Regions from separate parts of the Mus musculus genome. Here region 2 is linked to region 1. A link is a loop called in an ENCODE intact Hi-C map of the cell type or tissue named here. Cell type or tissue: gastrocnemius. All regions are shown on one strand.

Region 1 (5,000 bases):
GGGTCCAGCAAGGAAGCATTTATTTGGCGCAGCGCTCCCAGCGCCCGCAGCTGGCTGGAGCCGGTGGTGACATCACGAGCCCGGGCAGGCCACGTGACCCACGGCTTCTCCTCCCCCCTGCCTCCTAGCGTCGCCGCGGTCTTCGAGCCCAGTGTCCCGTCGCAGCGGCCACTCGGAGCTCTCGGTACAGTGCAGAGCCAAGGGTCGGGCGAGCGGTCCGAGGGTCGGGGCGGCCAAGGAGAGGGGCAGGAGCAGCGGACCCAAGACGAAGCGAGCGACGCTCTCACAAACTTCCACGAGCGCCGGAGCTATGAAGATGGTCGCTCCCTGGACTCGGTTCTACTCCCACAGCTGCTGTTTGTGCTGCCATGTCCGCACCGGCACCATCCTGCTGGGCGTCTGGTACCTGGTGAGCGCGCCCTGGCGTCGAGGGAGCCCCCGGGGTCCCCACGCGCGCCGCTCACCCCGCGCCACTAAGTCGCTTCTAGGTCGGCGTCGGTCTGGGGGCCGCCCGCGATCATCCGCCTAAAGTTGTATTATTAGAAAGTTAATTCTCGGGGAGAGCCGGGCTGCAGTGGCGGGGGCATGTGGGGCCGGGCGGGGGGGGGTGGGGCACCGGGCCCTGCGAGGTGCGGGCCGGGCATGTTCACCCCCGGGACGCACCACGGCTACACAGCGTTCGCCCTCGCGAGTTCGCGTCCGAGCAGAAACGGTTGGGAAATTCTTGTTCCTCTCGAGAGGATTTTCCTGCGTACGCCTGTTTAAAGCTCTTACACAGGGAAGGTACCCAAGTGTGCCTGTGTTCCAGTTGGCTTGGAGAAGCCATCTTAACAACCACTCAGGTTCCTGCCCGAGGACAGGTGATCCCTCTGAATAGGCACGGCGGGCAAATTTAGTTTTCTTTAAAAATGGCCTTCAGGTTGGCGCTCACATTTGTGTCAAGAACAAACATGTGATTCTCTGGGGCAGCGAGTTAGCTTGATGGATTCTTGCCCTGTGGCGCTGGCTGCCCTTGGTTGGTGGTTGGCAGCCTTGGACTGAGTCGGATTCCTCAATATTTTGGATTTTGTGACATCATTTTAGAGAGATCCGAGCTACTTGCTGCAGAACAACGAAATGTAGTTGAAAGTGGTAGTTAAGTGGCATATAAAACTTTTTAGTTAGAACATATTCTTAGCTCCCTTTGATAGTTTAAAAAGATATTCAGTATTGAATTGTAAACTGCCTTGTGCCATTTTAAACAATGCATTCCCCTTCCACGTGATGTTACAGTTCTATTTATAGTCTCAAGTTTTCTTTAGTTGGGTCCATTATGGCCGCATAATAGAATTTTTTAGTCTTAAAAGCTTTCCAACAGACCTTTGGTATATGTGGGTTCTGGCTGTTCAGTGTGAATGCAAATTGAACATTAATGTATTGGCTCAGCCCTGACTTTTCTTAAAGCCAAGGAATTTACAGGAATTTAAAACCATAGTTGGAGTGTGGAAAGTGGCCTCAGGAAGTGCTTTTATCGATGGCCAGTCAGGGCAGAAGGTGGGCTGCAAATGTCTGTGTCCTCCTTGGAAGTGTTCAGATCTGCAGGCTTGCAAGGGCTTCAGTGGATGCAGTTGGTAAAATCTAGGGCATTGCATTAGGCAAATGTACTACATGATCTACGGGAGATATAAATCTACTTTAGTCTTGTTGGCAGTCATCCAACCATGCTGTATTGGTGTGTCAAAAGCAGACTTCCCCCTCCGTAGGCTTCCTTTCCTGTAAGAGCCTGCCCTTTGTGAGGCATACGCTTCCAAGGAGACCAGAAAAGCTTAGGTACTCACCACATCTATATAGAAATCTTTTCTATTCCTATTGAAAATTTCTTGTTCACTAGTTGAGTTCCCTTATAGTTTTAAATACAAATCTGTTATCTAAGACCTTAATTTCCATTTAAAAAGGTCAACATGGTGAGGGCCTAAGGCCTAAGGAAAAATGAGGTACCTACCTACCTCTCCTTCCTACAAGCACCCCCCCCCCATCTTCTCACCCTGTCTCACCTGCCACGTGGTCATGTATAAAAAGAGTTTTCAGTGTAGACTGAGCCCCAACACAGCGTACTACATGATCTACGGGAGAGAAATACTTGAGCCCTGTAGTTGTCAGGTATCCAACCATGCTATATTGGTGTGTCAAAAGCAGACCGCTCCAAATGAAAATTTTGTGTTTCGTATCCCTGCTTACTGACTAGGGCTTACTAGTATTACCCTTTTACTAACTAACTAGGTCCTGCATGCTATGTACTGTGTTCAGTAAGCTAAATTTAATTTTCTAGGGATGAAATTAGAGGCTAAGAGCTTGTGGTTTATTTACAGTCCTTGGTTACAGCTCATGTGATAATCCGTATTTCTTTAAGCCTTTAAAAAGTTGTTGTTTTGCCTTGACTATCAAAGGTTTTCAGGAATAAAACATTGATTTGGCTACTAGAGTTTTCCCTCTAATAAATTCCATTCACATATGTGAGATCCACTTGTTACTTGTACAGTTCATTGACAATGACACCAACGTTACTAATCCATATCCCTAAGAAGGTCTGAAACCTCACAGGATTTTCTCTGTCTCTTCCTGGTCCTAGTCAGTGTGTTGGGGTAGGGGCGTAGGCCACTCTACAGACAGGGTCTTATGGTGTGCACCTGAGTTCTCTTCTTGTTCCTTTCATTTAGAAGGCATGATTTTTTACTTTCCTAGTGTTGGAATCTGTAATTGGCTTATGTTTGACTGCTTAACATATCTTAGTCTGTGAATAGACCACATCTTTGTTGTGCATGGAGCTGTTTTAGTTTGGGGCTATTATATGTATATTCAACTCTTCTGAACATTCTTAAGCAATGTTGCTAGACATACGTTTGTATTTCCATTGGGTGGAGCTGTTGCTCATTGGGTGAGGTATGTTTGGCTTACCCAGTGCTAGCCAGTTTTCCAATCTGGTTAGTTCTACCAGTTTGTTTTATTTACTACTAGTGTATGAAGTGCTGATGGTCTCATGGGCCACGGTGTTTGGTGCTGTCAGTCTTAGATTTTAGCATTCCAAGTGGCATGTAGTGCTACACTGCTTTAATTTGCAGGTCCCTCATGAAGAGTGATGTGGAAGAGTTTGACTTTGTTTATGAATCAATTGCATGTCATATAATTTTTATTGGGCTGTCTCATTAATTTGTAGAAACTATTTATGTACTTAGATACCAATTTTTTTTGTTAAATATGTACATGTGACTATAATGTCCCAGACTGTACCTTGTACAAGGTCTTTCTATGTAGTCACAGCTGTCCTGGAACTTGCTTTGTAGACCAGGCTGGCCTCAAACTCACAAGAGATTTGCTGTGTGCCTCTAGTGCTGATGAGATTAAAGACTATGTGCAGCCTGTATGCTCCCTCCCTCCCTCCCTCCCTCCCTGTTCCCTCCCTCCCTCCTTCCTCCCTCCTTCCTTCCCTCCTTCCTCCCTCCTTCCTTCCCTCCTTCCTCCCTCCCTTCCTTCCCTCCTTCCCTTTTTCCCTTTTTTTCCTTCCTTCCTTCCTTCCTTCCTTCCTTCCTTCCTTCCTTCCTTCCTTCCTTCCAGACAGGATTTTTTTGTGTAGCAGCCCTGGCTGTCCTGAAACTCACTTTTTAGACTAGGCTGGACTCATAACTCAGATTCACTCACCTTTGCCTCTAAAGTGCTGGGATTAAATGTGTGTACCACCATGCCAGGCCTCATTTTCTTAATGAGACATTTTGGTGATTAGGAGCTCAAAAGTTCAATTTGTGAAGCTTTTTCTTTAAAAGTTAATACTTTCTGTATCCTATGAAATCAAAGGGTATAAAGATTTTTTTTCCCCTTGAAGCTCTGTGGTTTTAGCTTTTCTGTGAGATAGGAGCTGACATCCATTTTTTTTTTTTTCAAAAAGACCCTTTAAGCTGAGTATGGGAGCACATGCCTGTGCTCTTGGCACTCAGGAGACTGAATCAGGAGGATAGCTGTGAGTTTACAATAGCCTATTAAAATTAAAACCTCGAGAAAGAGAGAAATGTGTAGTTGATTGACTGCTGTGTGTTCTGGAATTTTCTCTCTCTCCATTACAGTAGAATAATTGGTCCCCTGTATTCAAGGGTTTGGGGATGTATCTGTAATAAATGTATGCAATCCATCATTAATTAAATAATACAGTATAATTATGTGTCATTTTACATAGTATTATTAGTTATAAGTAAGCGAAACATGAGTTCTAAAAGAAGATATGCTAGGTTCTAGGCAAATGTTGAGCCATTGTATGTAAGTCTTAAGCATCGAAGGGTTCTGCTACACTCCCCACTGCCCAGGTTTTCCCATACTCGAATATCAGGCCATCCATTTAGACTTTCCAGCTCAATGCCTCTGATTTTACTTTAAAAAAAATTATGTGTATGAATGTCCATCAGCGTGTGTGTATGTGCATACAGTTCTCAGAGGTCGAAAGAGGGTCACAGTTACAGGTCCTCTGGCACTTGGATAGCTGTGATCTATGGTGGGTCCGGGGAACCAAATCCTAGTTTTTTCCAAGAGCACTAAGTGTTTTTAAGTGTTGAGCCATCTTTCCAGTCCTGTCTACTTCTGACACCTTAATCTCTTTATTACAGCTCTGCATCTTGTTGACTTTTCTGTTTGGGTCTCTTGCCCATCATTTCTCTTTCTGAGAATGCTCTGATTAGCTCTCACTTTACTACTGAAATATGACTGATCTGTCTTAAACATTTAGCATCTCTTCACCCCCTTCTCTTCCAGATATCCTTCTTAAAAAGACTTTTTTTATTTATGTGTGTTTATCTGTGCCATGTGTGCAGAAATCCCTGGAAGCCAGAAGAGAGTCCCTGAAGCTAGAAATATAGGCTGTTGTGAGCTCCCAGTGTGGGTGCTGAGGACCTGCTCAGATCCATCCACTGGAAGAGCAGGAAGTCGTCGCTTCCGCCCTGGATGTACTTGTTTGTTTGTTTGTTTGTTTTTAAAAGATT
Region 2 (5,000 bases), 140 kb after region 1:
CTGTAAGTAAGTGAATTTCATGGTTAGTGTGGTGGAATGGGGAATGGAAAGGGGAGCTCTGCCCTGCTCTGCCCTGCCCTGCCCTGCCCTGCCCTGCCCTGCCCTGCCCTACCCTGTCCTTCTCCTTTCCTTTCCTCTTCCTTCCTTTCTTTTTCTTTCATTTTTCCCCTTCTCTTTTTTTCCCCCTCTCCTTTTCTCGATGCCAATAGAATCTCTCATTGGGTCCTGGAGCTTACCAGACAAGCTAGGCTGGCTCATCTATCTCTGTCTCCCCAGTGCTGGGGTTACAAGCACCTGTGTCTGACTTTTTATATTGCCTTGGGATTGAACTCAGGTCCTCATGCTTGCCCGACAGGCACTTTACTATCTGAGCATCTTCCAGTTCTAACATCAGTGTTTTTTGAAAGGACTCCAGAATGTCTAATAGACAGGGCCACACAGTTATTCCTTGCACTTTGCAGAGTCCTGGCCTGTCTAGAAAATAATCAGCATTTCCTCATTTGCTCTGTCTGTTCTAAGTCGTCTGGTACAAAAATAAAACCACATAGTATCTCAAGTACCTTGTTCATTTGTTTTGAAATGATACTTTTAAGACAGTACACGAACCGGGCAGTGGTGGCGCACGCCTTTAATCCCAGCACTGGGGAGGCAGAGGCAGGCAGATTTCTGAGTTTGAGGCCAGCCTGGTCTACAGAGTGAGTTCCAGGACAGCCAGGACTACACAGAGAAACTCGGAAGGAAGGAAGGAAGGAAGGAAGGAAGGAAGGAAGGAAGGAAGGAAGGAAGGAAGAAAGGAAGAAAGGAAGGAAGGAAGGAAGGAAGAAAGGAAGGAAGGAAGGAAGGAAGGAAGGAAGGAAGAAAGAAAGAAAGAAAGAAAGAAAGAAAGAAAGAAAGAAAGAAAGAAAGAAAGAAGGAAAGAAAGAAGAAAAGACAATACACGAAAATACACGAATTTTCTCTTGTTATTACAAAAGCTTTCTCAGAATTTTGAAGCCAGGCAACTGTTAGTAAATGACTAACGAAAAGCCCTTATACCCACCTCTTCTTGCTCTTCCTGGTTAGTACATCTGTGTGAAGGCTGTGTGGGAGTGGGAGGGGAGTTGGGGGAGGGTGTCTAGTGACCCTAACGGAGCCAGGCAATACTTGGAGCAGAGACACAAGCTCTTGCCTCCTGCAGAGATGGCTAGAAGCAACTGTTGCCATGAGCTGGGCCCGTATTTTCTCAGCAGCAAGACTTTGTGCTGGCTACCTGCGAAGGGACTCTAAGTCCCTTCGCAGGTAGCCAGCACAAAGGATGACCCAGTGACTGCATCACCATATAAACACATGCACCATTAACATCATGATGCATGCTGGGGAGGGAGCAAGCAGGGTCTGCGCTGGAGTGCACAGCCAGCCAGTGTGTGAGGCCAAAACTCCTCATAGCACCAGGCAAACTGGCTGTCACCCTCCAGGCACACTGAAGCCTGGGACTGAGGGCCCTAATACTGTTCTCATACAAGTCAATGGTTTTCATTGAGCTATGCTGGAAGTCTGCTAAGGTCCCCAGAGCTGAGAATACCTGTGACAGATGCTGTCAGTCACACGAGAATACAAAGCACAGTTTGGATGGAGTCTCCCCTGTTGAACAGAGTTCAGATTCGGCAGCCTACTAGAGGGCTCTCAGCATCTGGTGTTAGCAATCCTTCCCAAGCTCTCCTGCCCCGTTCCATGGAATTCCCAGAGTAAACTCCAAATGCCAAGCCTCTCCTGGTCTCCTGCATATCAGCATGTCCCCTCCGTCTCCATTCTCCTGCTTAGACCTGAGCAGTTTAATATGTGAGAGTGTAAATCTTAAGTTTTTTTGTAAGGGCTCCAGCTCAAGCTGCAGAGAGATGGCTCCATGGAAAAGAACACTGGCTCTCTTCCAGAGCATTTGGGTTTGACTTCCAACACCCATATGACAGCTCACAACTTTTCTAACTCCAGTTCTAGGGGATATGATGCCTTCTTTTGGCCTGCTTGGGAACTACATTCATGGATGTGGTGCACAGTCGTTTGTACACGCAGGCAAGCACCCATACACATAAAAATAAAAAGTTTTTTAAAAAGTGCCCAGTTTATTTAATAGAGATCCGTTTTTATCATTTTGTCAATTTAATGTTTATCTGAAAGCACAATACAAAATTCAAAGGCCAAGTACTTATTTATGTATGTTTTTGTGTATGTGCACATGTGTGTGTATGCACATGTGTACATGTCTGTGGAGGTCAGAGGACAGCCTCAGCTGTTGTTGCTCAGGCACCAGGCACCTTTTGCTTGAGGGTCTGCCTATGTCTTTGCCAAGGGTGTGAGGCAAGCTAGCAGGGAGTGCCAGCGATTCTGTTCCGCCTCCCATCTCACTGCCAGGATTATAAGTGCCTGCTACCAACTTTATATGCCCCAGTACAGGGGAACGCCAGGGCCAAAAAAAAAAATGGGAATGGGTGGGTAGGGAAGTGGGGGGGAGGGTATGGGGGACTTTTGGGGTAGCATTGGAAATGTAATTGAGGAAAATATGTAATAAAAAAAAAAGAAAAAAGAAAAAAATAAGTGCCTGCTACCATGCTTGGCTATTTATGTGGGTTCTGGGGATCAAACTCAGGTCCTCATGTTGCCAAGACAGTAACTTTGCAGACTGAGCCATCATGCCCAGGAAGGGACAATTAGAGAACCTGCATTGTACAAAGTAAATGAGACAAATGCAGACCCGTGGATGTTCATGGTGCTAAGAATATGTGACAGTAGAGGGCTTATCCCTAGAAAAGGGGCTTATGGCTCAGCAGTTCAGAGCACTTCCAGAGGGTCCTGAGTTCAGTTCCCAGCAACCACATGGTGGCTCATAACCATCAGTAATTGGATCTGATGCCCTCTTCTGGGGTGTCTGAAGACAGCTACAGTGTACTCATATAAATAAAATAAATTTTAAAAAGATTTTAAAGGCAGGGGGCTTTATGACACCCCCTCTGAGGCCAAGGGGAAATCACAGAATGGGGAGCAGAAAGAATGTAAGAGCGGGAATATGGGAGAAGGACCACAGAATGCACTCTCCAGGACATAGCAGCCATTGAAATCACGCTGTTCCAGCAGCCCTGGCCGCCTGCACTGGGCCTTCACAAGACTGGCCATAGTTAATCATAGATCCATAGGAACTTATGGGCCCGACTCTTCCTTGCTGAGCTATTGCCTACAGATGGATTCCTGGGGAAGGACAGTCATTATCTTTAGTTGTATACCCATTGGTAACTCCATCCCCCAGGATGTACTGGATAGTCCTAAACTCAAGGTTTCACAGAAAGCCCAGGGTAAACTCAGTGGGTCACAGGATGAAATGACATGAATATGGGGAAGAGACTGGTAGGGAGAAAGAAGAGCGAGAGAACCAGAAAAGTATTACTTGTACAAAATTGTCAAAAACTAATTTAATAAGGGATATTTTAGTAACAAGGAAGGATGATGAGGCTGGAGAGGTGGCCCAACCACAAAGAGCATCCTGCGGAGGACCTCAGTTCAGTTCCATGTCAGGTGGCTCACAACAGCCTGTGTCACCAGCCCCAGAGGATCTGACCCCGTGCTCCCTCTGTAGGCAGCTATGCTGGTGAGCACATACAAACACACAGTTAAAGATAAACTCAATCTTTGTTTCAGTGGTACAGACTCTTTTTTTCCTTTTAAGTATAAAGATTAGAGTCAGCAGCTGACAGTTTTCTGGGTAACTGAGTTTTCATCACCCTTGATGTAGTGATGCTTTTTAACCAAAGGAATATCTCTTTAATTCATTCAGTCCCCTTTATGCTCTCTGGCTTTTGCTGATTTTAATGGCAGGATTGTAACTAGAGTGTCATTTCTGTCATTTCATGGCATCCAAGGAGTCTCCTTGCCAGAAAACAGCATCATCTTGTCTGCCCACCTGTGCCAAGGAGAGGCTGACTCACTGATGGGTTGAAGGTGCCTTTAACCTCTTCTTCCTCTAACGTATTCCTAAGCCCATGGCTGAGGAGAACCCCCATACACATGTTCCCATACTGCGTGTGAATGACCAGCTGCTCAGCACTTTGTGGATATGTGATGACTAACTCAAGCCAGACTGTCAATAGTCACTCCTCTGTCACTCCCTGTAATTTGGCTCGTCACTCATGGCATCTGGTGTCGATTGTGCAGGTGGACAAGCAGAGCACATACAAAGTTTTCCTAGAACCTTTCCTATAGTCAGATGGGAAGAGGAAAGGATGATGGAAATCTAAAGATCGGTGTTGTGCTTGGACTTGCCACGGGTCTATGTCAGTGTTCTGTTGCCATGAAGAAACACAATGGGCATGCCAACTCTTAAAAGGAAAATATTTAACTGAGGCTAGCTTACACTTACAGTCCATTATTGTCCTGGTAGGATGCACTGTGGTATGTAAGGGGACAAGGTTCTGGAAAGGTAGCTGAGAGTTCTACATCTTGATTGGTAGGCAGCAGAAGGACAGAGTACTTGGGCTTAGCTTGAGCATTTGAAACCCCAAAGCCCTTCCCAAGTGACACACTTTCTCTAATAAGGCCACACCTACTCCAACAAGACAACACCTGCTATAATAGTGCCACTCCTTGGTGAGAGCCTGTGGGGTCCATTCCTACTCAAACCACCATACCATGTTTCCAGCAGACTGTTAAGTCCGTACCTTACTTGGCTGCCTTATCTGCACAGTGTCAAAAGCAGCTCAAAACTAAGTCATCCCGGCATGTGTTGGTGAAGCTATGCATGCCAGAGATTAGGAATGGTACTTTCTGGGAGCAATTGAACCTCTTGCGCTCAGCTCGACTCATATGAGCCCTCAAAATATGTTCAGAGCGGTTTTCATTACCACAGGAAAAGACAAATATTAATTAAAATTATTCAGTTTCCATATAATTCCAACTTTGAAAATGTTTTTAATATATGCTAAAATGCACAAAATGTCACCAGTGTTTTTTCTGGGTAGTAGACTGCAGGTGGAGTT

The links. A loop is a pair of places that touch in the nucleus more often than their neighbours do. Peaks named below come from ENCODE experiments on the same cell type or tissue, not always from the same donor. Only the 100,000 strongest peaks of a DNase experiment are listed, where the experiment ranks them.
Region 2: a loop joins it to region 1, with 2.6 times the contacts of the local background. A loop is called at or near these places in 1 of 42 quality-filtered maps.

Annotation. Positions count from the first base shown.
Region 1 is chr15:34,238,014-34,243,013 of GRCm38, forward strand. Laptm4b (lysosomal-associated protein transmembrane 4B) reads left to right here and starts at 13. Exons shown (of 7, transcript NM_033521.3): 1 at 13-409. The coding sequence starts at 311. In gastrocnemius, CTCF peaks have their summits at 32 and 2,889; DNase peaks (open chromatin) are centred at 80, 675 and 928; H3K4me3 peaks cover 1,965 bases; H3K27ac peaks cover 2,697 bases.
Region 2 is chr15:34,373,492-34,378,491 of GRCm38, forward strand. All of the region lies in intron 4 of Matn2 (matrilin 2), which reads left to right. Among named protein-coding and RNA genes, the nearest start is that of 9430069I07Rik, 18 kb to the left of the region's middle. In gastrocnemius, a CTCF peak has its summit at 1,985 (motif pointing left); a DNase peak (open chromatin) is centred at 2,353; H3K27ac peaks cover 606 bases.